2 separate regions of the Mus musculus genome follow, and region 2 is linked to region 1. The links are chromatin loops, found by intact Hi-C in ENCODE. Cell type or tissue: heart. All regions are shown on one strand. Links, peaks and the distances in the headings refer to the core of each region. The heading gives the core; the rest is flanking DNA.

Region 1 (11,960 bases), core at 2,207-10,206:
GGTGCACGAGGGGGCCAGAAGAGGATGCTGGAGCCCCTGGAACAAAAGTTATGAACAGTGGTGGACCACCTTGTGGATGCTAGGGACTGAATCCAGAGTCTCCTAAGTGGTGAGCCATCGCTGCAGTCCATGGTAGCTGTTTTGATTGGAAGGATAAGTACAGTGGGGGGTCTACTCAAGCAACCTTCCCCTGGGATCGTAAAACAGGACTCCACTAGATTGATTCCAAAAGGCAGAACCTTCAGAACCCTCCAGGCCGTTCCCTAGACCCCCGTGCAGTAAGACCAGAGCTGACCAAGCAGGAAAGAATCAAACAGCAAACAAAAACCTCATCGCTAGTAGAGCCCCTGTGGACTCGAATATCCAAAACTCACTGGCGTAATTAGCCATGCAGTTAAAGGAAATCAAAATCAAAATTAGAAATTACTTTTGATGAATAACAACGAGAGCATAATATTAAAAAAGACTTGTGAGGTGTGACCAAGCCTGAATTCTAGCATTTAAAAGCTGCATTAGGAAAACAGAAATGATTAAAATGAGCAGAGAGGTCCCAGGTAAGGCAGCGATTAAAGCAGAGACAGCTTTAGTTTTCACTTTCAAATTCTGTGAAATGCCAAATCCCCAGAGAATGTAGGACAACGAGGAAAACGCCTACATATGAACGGTTCACGCTGGCCACACATTAAGCTCTTGTACACTTACTTTGTCTTTAGGTCTCTTTCTTGCACACGCGAGCTCGCGAGCGTGCGCGCGCACACACACACACACACACACACACACATTGTTTTCTTGCACACACATGCATGTATATTGTTTTCCTGAACTGTTTGGAAATAAGTTTCCCATGTTATGACATTTCTCACTCAAGCATGCATGCCCCAAGACTAAGAATTTCTTATCATCATAACTGGCTTCTCTAGAGGAGAGACCTGGAAACAGAGATAAACTCGAAGCGAGCTCATTAGGGAGGATTTGGGATCAGAGCCCGTGAAATGGGAAGGAAGGGTTAGAAAGAGGGAAGAGGTGGGCTGTGACAGAGAAAAGCAGAGCTGCCTCTGTTAGCAGCTTCCACATTGCCTTGAGTGGAAGTAAAGAGAGGTGAGGCTGTACATCTTTATGACAACCAGGAACCGGCCATGGTGTAACCCAGTACTGCAATAAATAAAGGGAAGGAAGGAAGGAAGGAAGGAAGGAAGGAAGGAAGGAAGGAAGGAAGGAGAGAGAGACATACACAGAGAGAGAAAGACAGAGAGAAAGAGAGACAGACAGACAGACAGAGACATGCCCTCTGCTGGGGCTCCCAATGGGTTTCTTTTTATAAAAACTTATTTTATGTATGTGAGTACACTGTCACTATCTTCAGACACACCAGAAGGAACATGAGATCTCATTACAGATGGCTGTGAGCCACCATGTGGTTGCTGGGAATTGAACTCAGGACCTCTGAAAGAGCAGTCAGTGCTCTTAACCACTGGGCCATCTCTTCAGCCCCCAGGGGGATCTCTATAAAATCAGCATCCCTGTGAGAGAAGATAGATGCATAGAATTAATAGAAAACCTACTAATTCAAATACATTAAAATTTTTTTTAAACACAGAATATGCAAACATGCATGAAATATTTATCAAAATTTATTATCTACTTGGGCATGAGGAAAATTGTGCAAAAGCCAATAAACTAAATATTTGACCTGTAGTAAAAATTATTTAAAACCCAGCCCAGGGCTTCTACCCTACCTTGGTCATTAAGATCCCAGATGAAAGACACAGACAGCCTTTATATCCTCAATATACCTTAAACGGCACAATAGCTGGGCAGCTGCCTACCCTCCATGCTGTTAAAATCTACTTTCCTATCGATAATTCTGAGTTATTACTTACTATTTATTGGGTTCCATCTTGACTGCTCCTAGCTCCAGACAGGGTTTCTCTGTGTAGCCCTAGCTGTCCTGGAACTCACTTTGTAGAACAGACTGGCCTCGAACTCAGAAATCCGCCTGCCTCTGCCTCCCGAGTGCTGGGATTAAAGGCGTGCGCCACCACGCCCGGCTTTTCCTCTCTCTTAACACATGGCTGCTTCCTTTCTCCTCCTGCACATTCTTTCTTTAACCTATGATGGCTTCTTTCTCCTCCTTCTGCCCTCGCCATCCTCTCTCCCCAAGTCCCCAAAACCTCAACCCCACCCATGTCTCCTCTGTTGACTGTTGGTTTCTTTTTTTTACCAATCACAATTAACTGGGAGCAGGGTCACTAAGTGTCTTATGTGCGAACTCTCTCATCTCTGGGGTAACCAGTCTTGGGGGCCCCGAATTAGCATAGAATACAAGCAATATTAGGCCAACCCACTACATTGATAAACAATCTAAACCAATATAATATAAAAAGAAAGATCTCAAAATGCCACAGACCATACGCCCACATGTTGGAAATTAAGAGTAAAAACCACACTATTAGATCACCTTTGTATCCAAGGAAATAAAAATTAAATTTAAGATGACCCAGAAAGCAGTCAAAGGAGCCATCCTCATACAAATGCCCACAGGAGACAGAGGGCATCCCTATCAGAAAGGACATGTCACAGGCTTGAGAAACTTCATTGGTCAGGCATAGTGGTGCACACTCGAAGTCCTAGCACTCAGAAGGCAGAGGCATGTCAGCCTGGTCTACACAGCAAGCTCCAAGCCAGCCAAGGCTACATAGTGAGACCCATCTCAAAACCAACCAACCAACCAACAAGCAAGCAAAACATAAAGCCTCCATCATGCAGTCAAGTTTACATGTTGCTCCAGCCTGCAGGTGCCCTGAGCCCAGCTTCTGCTCGCTGTCAGTCCCTCCTCACACTACTCTGTCCCAGAGCAGTGCTGTTGAGGCCCTGTACACACGCATGCATGCATATACACACTTTAAGACATGTACATGTATGTACCTGAACACATGTACAGATGTTGTGGGGAACCTACCAGAAAGGACCACTCAGACACAGTTTATAGCCAAATTGAAAGTCTTTATTTCAGCTGCCCAGGATCACACTCAGGTATTCGGTTCCTGAATTAGTGTAATGCTAAGTGCTTAGTGTAAGGGGTTTTTAAAGGCAAAAGCTATATCCTGCTATCTTGCTGGGTAGCTACAGGGAAAGGTTTTGCACAAGCAGACAATTTAACAGGAGCTAAGGTAAGTTAGTTAGGGGCATCTTGACCTAAGGTTCTTATAATAGAGTTGGTTAATTTTCCACAGGATCCTCCATCAAGGAGATCAGATTCTAGTTAAACCTAAAATGACCTCAGCAAGAATACAAAATAGAGGAACCTCTGCTCTGCCTTGGCCTGTCACACAGATATATATATACATGTGTATACATTTATACATGGACAGATGTACAGACATATGCATGCACACATGCAAATACACATATATACACACATATGCAGACAAATGTAATACATACACAAACATATGCACATCTATATACAGGCGTATAGACACATCCACACACCCTTGAGTAAAGAGTATGAACAACATCTCCAATCACAGTCCCCTGGCAGGATGGCAGTGGCCTCTCTAGGGTTTAGTTGAAGCTCTGAGACAGCATCTCTGGGAGTAGGATGTATCCTCCAGCCTGTGCTCTGGTATCTTAGGAACAAGGACCAGATGCAGGATTAGTCACATGGCCACATGCAGGAATAGTAGGCTAAGGAAGGAAGGGCCACATCAGCTGGGATAAGCCACCCTGTGGGACGAGGAGCTCGGGAAGCTACTGAACAATGGGGACCCAGAGCACTCCTGGGACGGCTTTAGCTGGGTTGAGGAATGACCGTTAGACGAAGGCCAGAATAAAGGCTCTAACCCGGAAGATAAGGTTTAGACCACCCATGTTGAGAGGATGCCAGACTGGGTGACGGAGGAGAAAGGATGATTTCAAAATGCCACCCTGGCCTCAGTTACAGCAGCGGACACTGCAGTTTTGCTCACTAGCCTTCTGAATGTTGAGGAAGTGGGCTGGTGTGATGGCTCAGTGGGTACAAGGGCAGGCTGTATAGCCATGAGTGTCTGAGCTGGAATTTCCAGTCAAGAGTTGCCTGGCTGTGTGCACCTGTAACTCAGAGCTGAGAGGAGCAGAGACAGGAGGATCCTGCTTGGGGGAGAGGGACATGATGGCATCCAGCCTAGCTCCAGGTTGAGTGGGAGATCTTCTCTCATGGGAGTAAGGTGGAGGATGATAGAGGAGGCATTTGAAGTCCTCTTCTGACTCAGCACACACACACAGTCATGCACATCTGTACAAACGCATGCACATCCACTGCACACACATACAACCACCTATACACTTGTATAGCCACACACTCACACATACACCATGTTTGCACCCCTCACTCACAAATTCATATACACAAACAGAAACACATCCATACATTCACATGTATGCACATTCATACACACACACAATTTATATTTCTCTGCTTACACACTCTGCCTGTGAATTTGAAAATGAAGGTGTTTGGCCCGGGTCATACATAGGGAACATTCAACAGACACTTATAGAAAACAACCAGACAATGTGTCTGGAAGGGAGGAGTTCTCCTATAGAATTCACCAGAGCCACAGGACCTTGTCCCCAACCAAGACAGTCCCCAGGGAAGAGTGGTGGGCCTCCATTCCCTCCAGGATGTCTGCCTTCATTTCTCAACCAATAGGCAGTTGGTTCTTCTGAAAATCCCCAGTCAGAGCAGCAGAACTTCGAGGTGTCTGCTGGGGCAAAGGAAACAGACTAGGCCCCTCAGATGCCACTTTTCAGGGTGAAGACAAGGGATTGCACGAGAGGGGGAACCTTCTGCGTCAAAGCTTGTTTGACTGATTTTTTTTTTATATACTGGGAAGTGAACCCCCAGCCTTGGGCCTGCTAGGCCACACTCACCACATGGCTCTCCCTTCTGTCCTCTCTTTACTTTCGGTTTTGAGGCGGGGATCTCACTAAGTTGCCTGAGCTAGCCTTGGATTTGTGATCCTCCGGCCTCAGTCTTGAACTTACTTTGTATGGAGCCCAGACTGGCCTTGCATTTGCAATCCTCCTGCCTCGGTCTTCTGTGTCGCTGGGATTTAGGCTGGCACTGTTTATGTCTTCTAGGCCTGTTCAGAGATGTCCTGACCTGCTGGAACTCATGCCTCACACTTAGCTAAAAATTTCATGTTATTAATTAAGATGTGTGCTGCTGTCACCTTAAGTCCTCCTGCTGGTGAAGCAGTTCCTGGGGCCAACCCTGGTGCTACAAGGGGCATAGATCCTGTTCAGAAAAGTGCACCTCCCACAAGAGTCCATGACCTCCCCCCCCCTTGTACACTGAAGTAGCCCACCATGGAGGGCCAGCACAGCTTCTTAAGACATTGGGGGGGCTGGAGAGTTGGCTCAACAGTTAAGAGCACTGGCTCTTTTCCCAGAGAACACTGAGTTCAGTTCCCAGCACCCAGATCAGGCTGCTCCAAAGCCCCTATAACTCCAGCTCCAAGGAACCCACCTGCCTCTCCTGGCTTCCTCTGGGCACATATCCACATGCCGACACGTACACATCATAATTAAAAATAAAACACTCCTTTTTAAAAGTTCTGAAAAGCTTGGCATGCCGGCACACACCTTTGATCCTAGCACTCTGGAGGCAGAGCACAGAGTGAGTTCCAGGACAGCCAGGCCTCCACAGAGAAACCCTGCCTCCAGCCACAACAAGAAGTAGAACAGGACAACAAGAAATGAGAGCCTGTGTACCGGAGGGTTTCCATGTAGTTCTCTGGCCAGGCTGGTTGCAAGGGTTCAGGCTAAGGGGAGAGAACTCTAGCAGAGAGGGGGAATGGCCTCTGCTGCCACCATCGCTGCCATTGTCACTGTCACTGCATCGTTGCTCCAAGACACTGCACTGGGTGGTCGCTCTGCTCTAGGTCAGGCTAGGTCAGACGAAACTGAGCTGGTGGGAGGCTGACCAGCCTGTGAGGGGCGTGGGGGAGCTTCTGGAGGCGTTTCGGGAGAGCAGTTCTCTTCTCTGGTAGCCGTGTTACAGCTCTTATGACAGAAGCACTTAGATGTTGGAGTTCTTCTTACACACCTTCAACCCCATACAGTTTTGGGGTGGGTCCGGGTCTGACAGTAGGTGCTTAAAGGTTGGGGATACCTTATCTACATGTGGGAGGGTTTGGGGTGCTACCTCTGTGTGACTGATGGTCACAAGTCTCTCTACGGGTGTGTGTGTGGTGGGGGAGCTATGGCTACATGATAGGGACCTGGTTCCCAGAGCAGGCAAAGCTCCTACCATCCCTTCAGGGTCTCTGGGACTTCTAACCTTAGCTCAACCTTACCAGACTTCCTCTCACAGTCCACCACCCCCACAAACAAACCTGAGTTTGGGAGATGGAGGCAGAAGGATGAAGAGTTCAAGGTCATTCTTGGCTACATAACAAGCTCAAGGCTAACCTGGGCTATATGAAACCCTGTCTCAGAAAAATCAGGAGACAGAAGGTGGGGGAGGGAAGGAAGGAGAGAAGAAGGAAGGGCAGAAAATTTAAAAGAGAAATCTCTCAGTGTCCCCAAGTGAAGCTGTTTCTAGGAGACAGGCCAGGGGGCGCTCCAGACCTAAGGGATGTGGTGTGGTTTCCAGAGCTCTGACCCTCAAGGTCAGAGTCCACTTGTTTGAGCCCCAGATCTGCTACTAAATAGCTGTGGAGCAAATGGCTTAATTCTGTAAGCGCCAGCTTAAGCCTGTGAAAAATGAGAGCAATAAGAATAATTCCTGATCCAAAGAGTCGGGGGGTGAAGGTTCAACCCGATGCAGTGTAAAAGTCCCCAGGAGTGAATAAATTAATGCGCAATTCTTAAAATGGTGCCTGCCCTCCACCTCTAGTTACACTGGTTAGTGGTCTTTATTATTTTCATTGCTTAGTGTGCTGGAAATTTTGCAAATCTCATTGACTAGCCTCCTCCCTACACACACACATACACACACACACACACACACACACACACACACACACACACTTTGCATGTTGCAAAAGGGTGGCTTCCTGATCCAGCATGCCTGTCTCTCAAGGCTATCTGAACTTGCCCCCTTGGGGCTGACAGCTCCCTGCTCCCCACAGTCTCCAAGGCCCTGTCCTTTCTTCCCTCTGCTTCTACACACACACAAATATGCCAGAAACCTCAGTTCCCAGAAGAACGATTTCCCCAAATTAAGTTATTGTGAATTATGTGCACCCAGCCTCTGAGAGCCAAAGCAGACTGGCTGGCTGCCTCGTGCCCTTTGCTTCTTGCTTAAAGAACCAAGTCCCCATAAATTTCTTCCCGTGCTGCTTTTGCCCATTTTAAACCACTTTGTCTCTCTTTCTATCTGAAGCCGAGTGCTGTCTCGAGAGAGACGAGGTAATGTTGTCTCAGACCTGGGCCTCAGACAGAACCAGGCTTAAACACCAGCTCCCTCTTAACCAGATGACTGAGGCCTGGGAACAATGGCTGCCGCAGGGTTTCCCTCTGTAAAAGGAGAGTGCTACCAGACTGTGCATCCGAGGATGAAATGAGAAGGGAGCCTGGCATAGACGCTCCTGTACAGCCTGTCTGTGAAGGTACGAAAAGGGGCCAGCAAGATGGCACAACAGGAAACACTGCCTGTTGACCTGAGTTTGAGTCCCAGAACTTGCAATAGGAGACTCCTGGAAGTTGTTCTCTGGTCTCCATATGTGTTCTGTGGCATGCACACATGCATATCACACACACACACACACACACACACACACATACACACACACGGCTGGTCTCCATATGTGTTCTGTGGCATGCACACATGCATATCACACACACACACACACACACACACACACACACACACACACACACACACACACACAGTGGTGGTTTGAAGAAGAATGGCCCCCTAGCCAGGTGTGGTGCAAGCCTTTAATCCCAGCACTCAGAAGGAAGAGGCAGGTGGATCTCTATGAGTTCAAGGCTAGCCTGATCTACAGAGCTAGTTCCAGCCCTGAGAAACCCTGTCTAAAAACAAACAAAAAGGTTGTCCCCCATAGGCTCACATTTTTGAATGCTTGGTCATCAGGGAGTGGCACTACTTGACAAGGACTAGAAGGTGTGGCCTTGATAGAGCAGGTGCTGTCTTCTTAGAGGATGGGTGTCATGGGGGGTGGGCTTTGAGCTTTCAAAAGCCCAAGCCAGGCCCAGGACCTCTGTCTTCCTTACATGTGGATTCAGACATGGGTCTCATTACTTCCCCAGCACCATGTCTGCCTGCACACCACCATATTCCTTGCTATAAAGAGAATGGATTAAGCCTCTGAAACTGTAAGCCAGCCCCAATTAAACGTTTTCTTTTCTAAGAGTTGCTGTGGTCATAGCCAGGCAGTGGTGGCACATGCCTTTAATCCCAGCACTTGGGAGGCAGAGGCAGGCAGATTTCTGAATCCAAGGCCAGCCTGGTCTACAGAGTGAGTTCCAGGACGACCAGGACTACACAGAGAAACCCTGTCTCGAAAATCCAAGAAAAAAAAAGATCATGGTGTCTCTTCACAGCAGTGGTCATGGTGTCTCTTCACAGCAGTGGAACCATGACTTGAACACCCACAGGTGAGCACACACATGTGCACACACATAAACACACATGAATATGACCAGAAGGAAGTAATTTTTAAAATTAAAGGGATGAAAAATTAAAGTCAGGAATGGTGGAGGTGAGAGTTCAAGTCGACTCTGAGTTATGCGAGACCTTGTTGTATTAACAAGAAAGACTCTAAGAGTCTGTCATGAAAATTCCCTGGGGGGGGGGATAGAAACAGTCTCTGCCCCCTCCTTATGCCTCCCCCCAAGGACAAACCAAAGTACAATACACCGGTAAATTTAATGGGCTTACGTACAGAGCGTGGGTTGCTATCAGAAGTTTGGGGGAACCGCAAAGCAGCCTCATCTTTTTCCAGCATAGTTGATGGCTTCCCCATGGCCACAGAGATGGAGTCCTCCCTTTTAGTTAACCTTTCCCAGTCTATACAGTCTAGTACCTCTGAGACACCCACTCCAAGGCCATGACAGCTTGGGTGGAATCCCAGACAGTTGGCTGGGTAGTGTCAGAACCCACCAGACTCTCAGGGAAGAGCCCAGTGACTCTCTCTCTCTCTCCCCTCTCTCTCTCTTTCTCTTTTTCTTTCTCTCTCTCTCTCTTGGCTTTTCGAGACAGGGTTTCTCTGTGTAGCCCTGGCTGTCCTGGAACTCACTCTGTAGACCAGGCTGGCCTCGAACTGAGAAATCGGCCTGCCTCTGCCTCCCAAGTGCTGGGACTAAAGGTGTGCACTACCAATGCCTGGCCGCAGTGACTCTCTTTATCCCCCTTCTTCTCTGGGAAATGTCAATAGCCTATGGGTCCACTCATGGTCTCTCGCAGTGAGGCGCAGCTGACCTGGTGAAGACAGCAGCTCTTCCTCCCCTCCCCCCAGACAGAGTTTCTCTGTATAGCCCTGGCTATCCTGGAACTCACTCTGTAGACCAGGCTGGCCTCAAACTCAGAAATTCACCTGCCTCTGCCTCCCAAGTGCTGGGATTAAAGGCATGCACCACCATTGCTCAGCAAGATGTCAGCTCTTATGCTCAGAGGACCACATTCTACACTGCAGTCTGTCTGACAGAATTTGTGGATGCTGCTGCTGGAAGGACCAGACGTTGCTGTGGAAGGAAGCAGTGCACTGTTTGTCAGTTGTTTCTTTGCTGGAAAGAAGAAGAAGAAAGAAGAGGAAGAGGAAGAGGAAGAGGAAGAGGAAGAAGAAGAAGAAGAAGAAGAAGAAGAAGAAGAAGAAGAAGAAGAAGAAGAAGAAGAAGAAGAAAAGAGAAGAGAAGAGGAAAGAAAAGAAAAGAAAAGGAAAGGAAAGAAAAGAAAAGAAAAGAAAAGAAAAGAAAAGAAAAGAAAAGAAAAGAAAAGAAAAGAAAAAAAGAAAAGAAAAGAAAAATCAGAAAACACCAGCTTAGAAAGGAAAAGGTTTCTCTTAGTTCACTGTCTGGAAGATTCCATTCCGTGGTGGGTGGGCACTATTGCGTTTTAGACTTGTGATGATGTGATACATTGTGGACTGAGCTGGTGGTGGAGGAGACCTGCTCAAGTCATGGCTATGTCTAGTAATCAGGAAGAGACTGTTGTCCCACTGTGCCCTTGGAGGACAATAACCCCAGTGACCTAAAAACCTCCCCTAGGCCAGGCCTCTTTCAGGTATTCACCACTTTCTAAATAACACCAGGCTGAGGACTGAGCCTTTGGGAACATTCAAGTTCTAATAACAGTTAATGTTGGTGCTCAACTTACAGAGTCTAGACTCACCTAGGAGACAGGTCTCTGAGCACATCTGTGAGGAAGCTTCTAGACTGGGTTAACTGAGGTGGGAAGACCCACTCTGAGTGTGGGTGACGCCATGCCATGGACTGGCATCCTGGACTGAATAAAAAGGAGAATTAGAGCTGAGTACCAGCGTTGTCTCCCTCTGGTTCCTGACTGCAGATACAATGTGACCATCCGTGCCACGGTCCTGCCGCCCACCATAACGGACTGTTCCCTTGTACTGTGAGCAGAAGTAAACACTTCCTTAAGTTGCTTTTGTTCGGTTTTCTTTTTCTTTTTTTTTTTTCTTTTTTCCACAGAAGCAATGAGGAAAATGACTAATATAATAAGGTCCAAAACAGAGGTGGTGGCACCAGGGATTGGGAGCAGGTCGCTGCCCTGATCTGGGAGGAGGGGAGAGACGGTTCTGGTGAGGAGAAGGAGCAGGGGAGCAGGGGGTGGGGGGGGCTGCTGTTGGGCTGGGGAGAGGAGAGGCTGGTTTTTAGCTTATGGTTTCTTCCCTCAACCCCATTAAAACAAGAAGTCACAACTAAGAGGGTGAGGACTCACAAACTGAGATGAGAAGATGCCCCGGAGCTTTTGTGCCTCTGCGTGCTGCCCCGGGCCACGTGGTACAGCGGCATCGCCCAGCTGTCAAGATGTTGTAGTTTGCTCTGGCCCCATGCAGCGCTGGGCCGGGGTCTAAGGAGGGTTGAGATTTCTCCCAGCAGTAACTGGGGAGGGGAGAAGGCATCAGAGTTAAAGGAAGTAAAGGAGGGATCTGCTGGGCGAGATGGGGAGTGAGGCCATGGGGTGGGGCTGGGGAAAGATGAACTGTACAAAAGTAGGTCAAAGGGATTAGGGAACTGGGAGGGGGCGTGTCCCTGTGTTCCACTTTCAGATGTCTTTAGAGGGGAACTAAAAAACTAGGGGCAGTTCGCTCAGTAAATAATGAACAGTTTAAAGCTTGGGGCTAGGGAGATGGCTCATCGGGTAAAGCGAGGAACTGGGGTGGGATCGCTGGAACCCACATAAAAACATAAAAACTCAGTGTTACGGGTGTGGGGGGTCTAGTGGAGAAGACAGGTGGATCCTGGGAGTTCATTGGCCAGCCATTGTAGCCAAAACAGCAAGACTCAGTTCAGTGAGAGATGCTATCCCAGAGAAGGTGGAAGGGGTAGGGCAAGATGGCTCTGCAGGGAAAAGACTTGCTGAGCAAGCCTGACAGTTTGGCTTTGATACCTGGAAGACATGGTAGAAGGAAAGAACCAATCCTGAAAGCTATCCTCTGACCTCACATGCACATACACTATGGCCCATATCTCCCCTACCCACCACTAATAGTTAAGAAAGGCAGAGAGCAATACAGGAAGATACCAGGCATCAAGCCCACATACACTCACGCACAAAGGTTCACTTAAGTATGTCCATGGGCATGCACACACAATTGAAAACATATGATTAACTGAGGTCCTTTTATGACCCCAGTACTGTACCAAGTGCTCCATATTTACTGTGTCCTAATGAACATCCATTGAAGCTGTCACTATTATTGTCCCATTGCATGGAGTCTCAGAAAGATTTAGAATATCATCTGGGGGTATATGCTGAGGTCCAGCCTGGC
Region 2 (11,960 bases), core at 2,365-10,364, 100 kb after region 1:
TGGGACAGAGCTTCTCAGTGCCTCTCTCTGCTCTCAACCACTTGTTCTGTGATCGCAGGTGGTGATGGCTGCATGGGTCTGACCATGGGGAGTCGGGCATCCATTTCAGGGTCCACAGAGGAGGTCCTCAGGGCCAGAAGTCCCAGGCTGATGACAGGCAATGGCTCATAAGTTCACACTATCAGCTAGAATTGGGTTTTGAGAGATAAATAGGAGTTCTCCGGCGAGTCTGAGTCCTAACAGAGTTCCAAGTGGTAAGAACACTGTGAAAGATCAGAGTAGGATAAAAGCCTGAAATAGCTTGGCGTTTCCAGGATGGGAGATGCAGGAAGGAAGCCAGGAGCAGAGCAGGCAGCTGGAGAAGCAATGCCCTGCTCCTCCCGAGTGCTGAATCGGGAATGGTGGGCTTTTGGGTAACTGCAAGGAGCTATTTTTAGATGGGTGTTCCGGCTTACCAGAGCAGGTGAGGGAGGGAGGCACTACACTCTTCACGCATGAGGACCAGCATCGAGGGGAGGCCCTGGTTCTCTGGCATCTTGGCCCAGCTTTCCTGCTGTTGAGCGAGTCACCCACCCCATGGTGGTCTCTCCCCACTGTCCTCCCACCTATCCCCACCCTTTCAATAGCTGCTCTTTTTCCAGGCCAGGAATAGAACCTCATGTCTGACAATCCTCAGTGGTGTTTAAATTTAATGGGCCTTCCTGATTTCTTTTTTCCTTTTCCTTTTCCTGCTCGGCACCTGGGCTGGGCGCTCTGCAGCAGCCCTGGGGAGAGGCAGGTGAATAATTCAGAGAGAGGAATGTTTGAAGTGTGTGTTTTGGGGGAGTGTGGGTGGCAGGGCTGTCTCACCCTGCAACCACAGAGCAGGAGGGGATCAGGGAAGATGCTCCAGGTGCTTGGGCCCTCTTCCAGTCTTCTGGGTCTTTGGGGACCTTCAGGAAAGCCCCGGGGACCGTCCTCCCATCTCCACACAGCCACCTGCAGTGTCAGCCTCAGAGCTGCAGAGCTGTCGAAAGGCAGTGAAAGGGGAAGTCAGAAGAGGCACCTGCCCCCGCGGGACTCCTGACTTTGGATCTGGATTCAGAGGGATCGAGAAGAGGGACGGAGCAAGCATGGAAGGCAGAAGGCTGGAGCCTCGCCCCAGGCAGAAGCGCGGTGAAGCTGCCAAATGGGCTCCAACAGCCAGTGGCGCCCACCTGTCACCTTGTCTGCTGTCCAGGGTGCTGCCGGCTCTTAGGCCAGATGGGAGTTAAGGATTTGGACAAACTCTCCTGTTCTGCACCTCCCCGAAGCAAGGCCCAGGCTCCTTTTCCAGCTTCACTCTCCCCGTGCCTGCCACTCACACACACCTGCAAACAAAGCGCCTTTCAAGTGTCCAGCCTTCATGCAACCCAACATTTTTATTCATCTCTTCACAAATGTTTATTGAACATCTACTATGATCCCCCTCCACTGCACATAGCAAGAAACCAAACAGGTTGCTTGGCCAGCTAGAGTGCAATGTCCCAACCCTGTGCCCACAACTCCAGGAGAAAGGAAAAGAAGAGAGGGAGGCTGGCTTTGATCCTGGTTTCTCCTCTAGGCCATCTGCCCTTGATAACCCTTGGTTTTCCCTCCTGCAGTATGGAGCCCACCATCCTACCCAGCAGAGCCATTGCTGCTGTCCGTGTTAATTACAGCAAACATCTATTCTAAGTGTCGGGCATGGCTTCATGCATTTAACCTTCACCCCAGACCTCATACATCAGCATTGCTAACGCAGCCTTGCTTTTCTCTGTCAAAGTGCTGTTAAGTGACAGTGGTGGGATTTGAACCCAGTCATTCTGGCTTTGGGCTGGTGAGTTTGAACATGGTGAGATGTCATGTGTGTGTGTGTGGGGGGGGAGCAAATTCACCTATCTCTGCTTCCCAGAGCTCCCAAGTGCCAGCTGCCAGCCTGGTCTTGCCTTGGTCCAGCCGGTCCAGCCAGTAGCCCTAAGGCCTTCACTTCCTCCACCTTGCCTGCCCCCTGCCCCACCCTGTGCTGAGCTCAGCTTTGAAGAGCTCAGCTCACAAAGCACTAGGGCCACGGTGGGTGTCCCTCCACTCTGCCTAGGTCGAGGATCCCCTCCCAGGAGGCACTTAGATGAGCCCCAGTGCCCCCCTCCCCACAAACACCGCCTTGTGGGCTGAAGGCCCCATCCTGGCATTGACATTTCTTTGGTTGTTCATGTCACGGCCCTTCAGTCTGCGCAGTTTTACAAATGTGCTGGCGAGATGAAAGGCGCCGGGAACAGCGACTGCAGAGCAAGTTCGGAAAAGCTTTTAACTTCCAGCTCCCACGGACAAAGAGGGAGGGGGAGAAGGAGTGAGGGGGGAGTGCAGGAGGGAGGAGAGGAGATGCAGGGAGTGGGGGAGAGGAGGGATGAGAAGCAGGGAAAGGGGAGGAGGAGGAAAGAAGTGAGGAAGGAGGAGAGGAAGACAGGAAAGGGACAGGGGGAGGTTAGAGCTGAGTGACAGGGAGGAGGGAGACTTCAGAGGAGGGAACTTATGACAGACAGACAGACAGACAGACAGACAGACACAGAGAGGGGGAGCAGGAAGGATGGGTCAGAGAAGAGAAGACAGCCAAAGACACAGATTGGGGCGGGTGGGGGTGGGGCCAGGTAGAAAGGACAAGTGAGGACTCACATTCAGAAAGCATCAGAGAGTTCCCTGAAAGGCTGCTGGGGAGGAGGAGACAGAGACAGCATGGAGGGCGGCAGAGAAGAGCAGACAAAAATGTGTGTGTCGAGGCAACAGACAGACACAGGGACAAGCAGGATGACAGAAAGCCATGGGGGCTGTCGGTGGGGGGAGCAGAGAGGCAGGTAAGACCCTGTGGGGTCTGCAGTCAGAGATGGAGAGGAAGAAATGGGGAGAGGAAGAGCCTGGACCCGAAAGCACAAACACACACACACACATGAGCACACACACATATACACACAGACACACACACAAACATGAACATACACACATGAGCACACACACATGTATACACAGACACACATGTAAACATGAACACACACATAAATACACACACATGCCGGGTGGTGGTGGTGCACGCCTTTAATCCCAGCACTTAGGAGGCAGAGGCAGGCGGATTTCTGAGTTTGAGGCCAGCCTGGTCTACAAAGTGAGTTCCAGGATAGCCAGGGCTATACAGAGAAACCCTATCTAAAAAAACAAACAAACAAACAAAAAAACGCATATATACACACACAGACACATACATAAACATACAAGACATACATATAAACATATGTACAAACATATAAATATACATACACATATACACACATAGATACACACATATACATACATATAAACACATATGCATACACATAAACATGCATATAAACACAAAAATACACATATAAACACACATATACATACATATAAGCACACATATAAACACACACACACACACCCCTGTGACACCTGTTCGGAGGCACACTATGTTGGAACAGACCCCACTGTTCAGGCCCTAATACTGAAGCCCTGATGGTCAACTAGAGCTGACTTTGCCCTTCAGGGGACATTTGGCAGCTTTTATAGTTGTCACAACTAGAAGAAGGGGGTGGTGCCACAGGATTTAGTGAGCAGATATTAGAGACGCTGCTAGGCAGACTGCCATGCACAGGACGGCACGGTGACAAAGGATTATGGGTCCAAATGTCATGCGGTGGAGGTGAAGGGAACCTGTGTTCAAGAGAGGGCAAAGCCAGGGGTGCAGATGACTACTCCAAAGGCCATAATGTACCAAACCCCGCTGGCTCTTCTGATGGAATCTCACAAGTTCCTCCCAGAATAATCCCCAGCCACACCCCTCCCCCAAGTCCTCCATGACTTCATCCAGACCCTGGAAGAGCAAGAGCGATACTCTCCTTGTATGCTCACCTCATACATACTATAGCATAAAGAAACCTGGGATGTCCTAGGCCTGTTGCTTGCCTGGAAGCAACAGTCCCTGTCCCTTCAGCTCAGAGGCCTGAGGAGGATCAAAATCCCCACTATCGCCACTATTCCATGTGCACTGTGACTTTCTGCAAGTTTCACGTTTCTCAGTGCCCCAGCCTCCCTGTCTATAAATTTGTAGGTTGTCTGCTGTGTCAATCAAATGAAATAATCTACATAAAAATTAATAGGTAGTACAGGGCTTACTAGCTGCTGTTGTTACATTGGTGTCATCTGATCTGAGTCAATGCTGGGAAAGAGACCTCTATGACACCCCAAGATTTTCATGGGATCTCTTCCTGTTCTTGCCACCTACTGCTACAGTCAGAAGAGCCCTGGCTTACCCTCTTCCAGAGCAGAGAACCCAGGCAGGATGTACTAACTAATCCACTCTCACCACTTTGCCTGTGTATTCCTGATATTCCAAAATGTTTCCTCGTCTGTAAAATAGGACCGATCTGCATACAAGCAAAATCACAGCAGTTCTGACGATGGTGAATCTCAAGTGCTCCCAGAACCCAGGACGTGAGGCCGCCGAGAGGAGGTTTTTGGATAAGGGTAGGAGGCAACCTAAAGGGGAAGGTGAGATGTTGGGAGAGTAAAAGGTAAGGCTCTAATGGAGTTCTGGGGAGAAGAGACTTTGTGGCTTACCCCACTGTGTGCAGGCAAATGTGGAGGCTATCACAGCCCAGGCCCAAACAACCTATGGCCCTGTAATTAGGTCAGAGTCCTGAGGGGTCAGCACACAGCCAGGCCTGGGGCAGGGACAGAAAAGAAGGATCCACAGCTGCAAAAAGTGAGTCGGGGAGAGAGGGAGAAAGCAGAAAGTGTGGAGATGCATCTGGAAGGCCAGCCTCTGGTCTCTGAAAGCATGAAAGAGTAGAGGCTAAGAATAGAGAGGTTGGGGAGGAAAAAGACCAGGAGACTGCACAAAAGCAACGCTTGGGAGATCAATGAAGGGAATGAACCGAGAGAAGAAGGACTTAAGGGAGGGAACCGGCTGTCGAGGTGGAGAATAAATCTCAAAATAAATAAGAGTGATGGAGTTCAGCTGGAAGGACTAGAAATGCAACCACCCAGAGGAGACACCAGTCACTAGGGAGGAGTGGGAGAGTGGAAATTAGAGCTCCCGGTGGTGAGCAGGCCAGGGCGAGCTGGAGTATGGGTCCCTAGGGACCATCAGGAATCAGGGTCTCGGAGGGAGGGCGTTGTCACCTCTTTAACTCAGCGTCTGTTTTGCAGGCCAGGATGCTTGGTTAGGGGCAGATGGCAAAGACATACAGCTGCACGGTCACTTCAGTCACCTGGCTGGCACCCATGCAGCTAAGAAAAAGGAAACAGTCTAGGCAGAAAAGACATCGGGCATTGGGCTAGCTGAATTTGAGCAAGAACGGAAAATCTGGCTTTGCAAGCGTTTCTGGACAGTGGGGGGTGGGGGTGGATTTTATTAGCCTCATGCTAGAGGGCACGAAGTTTAGGCTGGACTGTCTTGTTTGCCTACTCTTTTATTCTGGCTGGAGGCACAGGACTTCCAGAGCTCGCTCCTAAAGAGGAATGACCAGCGTGGCTCTCTTCCCAGGACAACTGACCTTCCACCTGCCAGCAGACTCCCAGCCCCGGGGCAGGGGCTCTGTCCACCTCAATGTTCAGTGATTGTCTCTGAAGCCTCGGTCTGTGCAAAGGGCCTTTCTGGGCAGCCAGCCAGGGGTGGCCACTTGAGAAGCCCGCCTCTACCTTCGCTTGCACCCCCTTCTTTTGAAGCCGGGCTTTCATAGTGTGTGGGGGAAGGGGGGCTAGATGCAGCGAAGTCTGGCCAGGGGAGTGGTGGGGACAGGGTCTAGTCTGCCACGGGTGCCTCGGGGCAGCTGAACCGCCAGGCAAGGAGGGAGCCCGCTCCCCTCCTGGGGGCGCTCCCTTCGCGCGGATCTGGGCTGGGAGGAGGAGAAGGAGCACTCCCCCGGGGGCTTTCCCGCTGCCGGCGACGGGGGAGACGGAGCCTCCGGGCCCCGCAGGCGAGGGAGGGGTGCGGTCGGGGCGGGGGCCGGGCTCCCCGGCTGGCTGCGGGGTCCGGCCCGGCGGCCGCCTGCGGCTCGGCGCTGCTCGGCGCTCCTGCCCGGCGGGCGCTGCATTCTCCGAGTCTCCACCAGAGGCTGCGGGAGGAAGGAAGGGATCCGTCCCTTGCACACTTCCCCCCTAGTCAGACACGCACACTCCCTCGCTCTCTCGCTCCTCCACACACGCGCGCACTCGCCGCCGCGGCTCCCCCTCTCGCTCCCGCTCTCCCTCGGCTCCTCCGAGCGGACGCCAGAGCCGGACCTGGCTGTGATCCTGCCGCTTGCTGGCGTCCCAAGGCGCGGACCAGGGTGCAGTCCGGCCGCTCCCCAAGGTAAGAGCGCGCGGCACCCGCGGGAGGACAACCGATCGCCGCTGGGGAAGGCTGCGGGCCGGGAGGGTGCACGGGCCGGGGAGAGGCGGGCGCGGCGCGGCGCGGGCTCCGGGGCAACAGCTGAAGCGCGCCCATCCCGCGCCCCCTCCCCGGCGGGGAGACAGGGACTTTCCCACGTCCAAACTTTCCCCGGCGCGGAGCCCAGCCCGGCCACCTCCCGGCCCGGGAGTCGCGGTCCCTGTGTCCTGAGCTCCAGGATGCCCCCGAGGCCGGGGAGGAAGGGGGTGTCTGCGCCAGGGGTGTAGGGCCGGAGTGCGGGGAGGGGTGGGGAGATGGAGAATCCAGCCTCTGTACGGGCCGGGACCCCGGCATTCCCGCCGCCCACCCCGCGCCGCCCCGGCTCGGCTCGCAGCCCCTCCCGGAGGCCCGGCGATCGGCGCGGCGGGAGCGTGTGCGCCGCGCGGGTGCGTGTGCGGGTCGAGCCGCGGCGACACGCGCGGCTGCGGCCACCCCTGGGTGGGGTGAGCTGGACAGGCTATGAGGACCCTTGTGGCCCTGCCGACGTGACCCCCTGCTCCCTTCGGCCGTCGGATGGCCGGTGGAGATTGAGAGGTAGCTCTACCCTCTTCATCCGCACACGACTCCGGGGACTCTGTCCCCACCACGGAGAAGGACCGGGCTTCACAGGCTCACGTCCAAAGCACGCGCCACTCGGGACTGACCCTCCGGAGGCCGGGGTGCGGAACCGGGAGGCGTGGACCTTGCGACTGTGAGGGCGTACAGGCTGCGGGACCCTCGATAGACACTATCCCTAACCACGTCTCCCTTGGCTCGGGACCTGACTTCGCCACTTCCGCTGTGGCCTGGTCGGGTCCCTGCCCCAGCTTGGGTGCTGCTGGAGACGACCCTGTAGGGTGCAGCGGGCGGAGCGCAGAGAGAGGCTGGAGTCCCCCGAGGTCTCCCCAAGCCGCAGAGGCACCCCCTGCTGGCGGGCACAGCAGCGACGGCTGAAGCCTGCGGGGCCCGGCCGGTTGAAGGCTTGTCCGGCTCGCGCTGCTAGGAGCCCCCTGCTTTCTCTCCTACCCTTCCTAGTCGGCGGCGGCGTTGGTCGGAGGGTGTGCGTTCCATCTGATGAGCTCCCTGGGTCCCAGAACCAGCAGGAGTGCTCAACTTGGCCAGAGTCTTGATTGTTAGTATTGGCTACTGCCTCTGCTTCTTCTCCTTCTGTCCTGGAAGCCTATCCATTATGTCCTCTGTCCCTCAGAGTATCTCCCACGCTAGCCCACCAGTGCCCACCCTGACTCTTTTTGGGATGTGGGGGCTTGGCCCGTCTCATCCTCAGTGTTGCCACCTTCTTTCACCCTTCTTGCCTCAGTGTCTGTCAGGTCAGAAGGCATCTTCTTCCCCAAGCCAGCCTCTACTCTGCGGCAGCAGGATTCCCGGCTTTTTCCAGTGTTCCCTTAAACACTGCTTGGGATGAAGTGGGGGTGTCTCTGTGATCTTCCTTCACTACAAGAGTACCTGTGCTCCCCAGCAGGTGCTTTACCAAGCTAGGTCTCTCAGCCTAGGACATCTGCCTCTGGGGCACCCTGTCTGATTCTATCTACCTGGGCTGTCCTCCTTCCCATCCTGAAGTATTTATTGGAGGGTGGGTTCTGGGGTCACAGGGCAAACACTATCAAAAGGCAGAATGGGAACCCAGACACCCTGATATCCGGGCCTCACCAATTGTATGCTGGGTGAGTGTGAGGGAAAATGGATCCATTTCTTGTCCTCAGACTGCAGGCAAAGCAGGAAGGCGTTTGCTTCCATGCAGCATGAGGTATTTAAGGTAGATCCCCAGAGCTCTCAGGGGGAGAAAGCTGTTAAGTGAAAAACTGTGGTGACCCTGGGTACATGTGTATAGTGTGTGTGTGTGTGTGTGTGTGTGTGTGTGTGTGTGTGTGTGTGGCTTGGTTGCTTTTGCACAGAGGCTGGGCCTCAGCCTCTTTCCCCCTCTGGGGTTCTCTGTGTCCGTATCCTGTGGAGTTCTGAGACTCCCTGTGAGGCCTCGGGCTGGAGATGGAACAGGGATCTTCACCACAGCAAAGTTTGGAACAGTTTATTTACCACACCAATAAAGGAGTTGGCCAATTAAATTTCCTCTTTTATCTGAGTTTTTCTCTTGTTTTCTTCCATCAGGAAAATCCATTGGAAATACAGCCCGGGGGGGGGGGGGGAATGAGTTTCTGTTTATGTAACTGCACCCTTGCTGGGAAGCCTAGGAGAGGGTGGGGGGCTAGGCTGAGACCCAAGCTAGGGTTATACCAGCCCTCCCTCGGGAACCAAGACAGGCTGCATCAGTCGTTCTTGGCTGGGAGGAGACCAACACCTCAGTCCAGGCTCAGGAACTGAAGCCTTGTTTCCTGAATGTCCCCCACATACAAAGGAGGCTCTCCATCAGCTTTAGCTTCTCAGAGCACCCTTAAGATGGAATGTTGGATGGGATGCCTCTGCTTCTTGGCCGCTTGAGTTCTGTAACTGGGATCTCTAAAAATAAACAAAAACAAAAAACAAAAGCCTAAGGTCATGTTCCCACCCCACCCCACCCCTGCCTTACACAGGACAGGCTCTGATCTCAACATTGTCATCCAGACAATGGGCACTACTAGACTTCATCTCACAAGGAAAGGGTAAAAACTAACAGGAAAGTTACCTTGCACAACAGCCTGAGTCTATGTATGTGCGAGGCAGAGGTTTAGAACAGGGAGGCTGGAGGCATAGCTGTCGTGCCCTTGGGCTGGCTGTTGACTGTCTTGAGGGCATTCAGCACAGGAGGAGAAGAGGATCTAAAATCTATTTGGGCTCCACTCAACAAGTCGGAGCCCTAAAGGCACTGCATGAGCCCGGAGGAGGGCACACTCTCCTCTAATTTGCACAAAGGTGATGCTCCTGGGTTCTGGGCCCATGTTGCTGCTTGCCCTAAGAGGCTCCTGTTTTGTTAATGCTAAGGACACAAACAGTACCCACTCCTAAGCCAGACTCTCTTACAGGGGACCATGCCTCCCTACATCTGAGTATAGTCTGGGTCTGAGTATAGAAGGTTCCAGAGCCTGAAGGTGCTTCTTTACTACCATGCTTCCTCCCGGCCCCACCTTACCTGCAATCACGTGGAGGGGACGGACTCCTTATTTCCTCATGAGAACCCCCAGGCTTTGACTGTCTGCTTGCCACCAACCAGCTCTGTCGATGATGCAAGCGGGGCTTATGACTTGGGGCCTGTGTGACTTTGGACAAGTTACTTCACCTCTCTGAACCTCTGAACCTCAGTTGTTAGGTTGCTGAGTGGGGAAAAAAAGGAAAGAAGGAAAGAAAGAAAGAAAGAAAGAAAGAAAGAAAGAAAGAAAGAAAGAAAGATGCATAAGTTAGTTTCCTCTGCACCATGATGGGCACTTAGGTCGCTGGTTAACCACAAAATTGATTATGGTAATACTCTGTTAATAATCCTGAGCGCAATGGCTTTGCCACAATGGCTTGCCTACCTGGGGGCTAGAATCAGACTTTTTCTGATCTCAGGCTCCTCCTGAGCTTCCAGGGTTGTGGAAACTGGCTGGTTAAGTAGCAAGGGACAAAGGAAGGTTCTAGATTTCACAGATTCGTTTTTGTCCTAGTTTCTGCCTTCTCTCCCCCAACCCATCCCGTGATTCCCACTCTGACTCAGGCATCATGATGGAAACCTCCTCGCCAGCCTGCAGGCCTCCGGTCTTCCTCCTACCACAGTCCTTGCTGCAGTCACAGGCATCCTTCCTCAGCACAGGTGGGATCACGTCACTTGCTTGATTAAAACCCCTCCATGGCTCCCCATCGCCTACTGAATTAAGTCTAGATTCTGCACAGTGACATTCAAGGTCCTTGTAACCCCTCTGCATCCTCTTTTATCTTCTACGATGCCTCCAACCCAATGATCCTGCTCAAGGCCTGAACGGCTCTTCCTCTCAACACCCAGTCCAAAGCCCCATGACCCAACTTACGCAACAGTCTCTTCCCTAGGTCACACATGCACTTGTCTGTGCAGTTTTCCATCCGTTCATCATCTAGTTGGAAAAAAAACCCAACACACGAGCATGTGTTTGCTAGGCATGAGTTTGTGCTGAGCGGTGTGCTGAGGGTGGGAAACACAACTGTTAATCCCAGACAGCAGGAGGCCATCGGTCCAGCATGGCCCGCGGATAATTAAGCGGTTCTCAGCGCGGTGGTAAGAGCTGTGGGTGAGTGGCAGAAACTTTCAGAGTGAGGTATAAGCAGGGCCCTGTAGGATTGAATAATGGTCCTTTAAGGAGCAAGGGGGAGGCAGACTGGAGAGGAAGGGGGCTCCAGGCTCAGGGGTTTGGAAGTCCCCTGAGGGGGAAAGGGTGGGAAACTGCCAACCCAGTTGCTGAAGCAATTGCATGGAATGGGGATCCCAGGGAAGCCACCCCTGGGGCTTCGGAAGCAGGGCCTGTATGGCTGGAGAGCCACAGGAAGCAGGAAGGCGATATGGGATGGTGTCTCTGAGCAGTGGGGACCCTGAGGGTCTCAACAAGGGAAGCACCTGGTGACATTTGTCTGCAGAAGCTTCAGCCCAGCTGCAGGGAGAGTGGCTAAATTGGGAAGCCAGGTCCAGGGCTGCCATTGCTAGGCCTGCTACGACTGCTGCCTTTAGGGCCCAAGAGGGCCAGATGAATGCGGTGGACACGCGTGTGCCCATGTCTGGCGCATGAAGCTCTTGGGTCATGGTGACAGTAAATATGGGGCAAGGGTTACAGAAGCAGTGGGGACCGGCCGGGGACAGATGCTTGCGAGAGGCTGACGGGACCCAGGGTACAGTGATGAAAAGCCAGGTTCCTTGTGGGGGCTGGACACATGTCTGTGAGGTCCCAAGGCTGAGGGGGTTCACCCCACATCTAGTCTGAAGCATTAAGAGGTCTTGTAGGGCTCCTAATTCTCGGGTTCAGATGCTGCCCAGTGAGCCCTATGCCACCACCCAGTGGCCACCACTCTGCCTCGAACCCTAGGAGGAGATTTCCCTCTTTCTTGCTCTCCGCATGTCCTCAGTGTTTCTCAGCCAGAGCCACTTTTGGTCCCCAAAGGACATTGGGTGATGTCTAGAAATGAATCCGGGTCAGAGGCCATTTCTGGCACCCGGTGGGTGAAGGCTGTCACTGACAACAGTGCCAAGCCACCTACCACCGGCAGGATGTCCCCACCCCTGGCCACTCCAACCACGGAGAAGCCTGCAGTACATAGAGGGCCCACGCATGGAGGGAGACTCCACAGAGGCTGGTGTGGACATTTCCTTCTGTCTCCTGGGTGTGGAGCCTGGCATGTGGCACACCGCCAGCCTGCCTCTGCTGCATCAAGTGTGGGCTTAGGGAGGGGCTTAGAGCCACTCAGTGTGGGAGCCAGCACACCTATGGCTCCTGCACGGGGAGATAGCCACAGCTCCGAGGCCAAGGGCAGCCGCCCGGCCTAAAGTTCGCCAGCCCCTTGTCCTTGCCTTGTTCATTTCTGGCATTTGTTTTTCAATAGATCATGTATTATTATCATCATCATCATTATTGTATGTTTGTGTGTGTGTGCG

What was found. A loop is a pair of places that touch in the nucleus more often than their neighbours do. Peaks named below come from ENCODE experiments on the same cell type or tissue, not always from the same donor. Only the 100,000 strongest peaks of a DNase experiment are listed, where the experiment ranks them.
Region 2: a loop joins it to region 1, with 7 times the contacts of the local background. A loop is called at or near these places in 10 of 42 quality-filtered maps.

Annotation. Positions count from the first base shown.
Region 1 is chr2:165,332,030-165,343,989 of GRCm38, reverse strand. No RefSeq gene overlaps it. Among named protein-coding and RNA genes, the nearest start is that of Elmo2, 12 kb to the right of the region's middle. In heart, for the core only: a CTCF peak has its summit at 6,602; no DNase peak of the experiment used is centred there; H3K27me3 peaks cover 1,469 bases.
Region 2 is chr2:165,228,956-165,240,915 of GRCm38, reverse strand. Cdh22 (cadherin 22) reads left to right here and starts at 6,179. Exons shown (of 12, transcript NM_174988.3): 1 at 6,179-6,361. Gm36748 (a long non-coding RNA gene) reads right to left here. Exons shown (of 3, transcript XR_375215.3): 3 at 8,002-11,960. In heart, for the core only: CTCF peaks have their summits at 5,895, 6,121 and 7,337 (motif pointing left); DNase peaks (open chromatin) are centred at 5,755, 6,180 and 7,355; H3K4me3 peaks cover 2,499 bases; H3K27ac peaks cover 1,279 bases; H3K27me3 peaks cover 7,823 bases.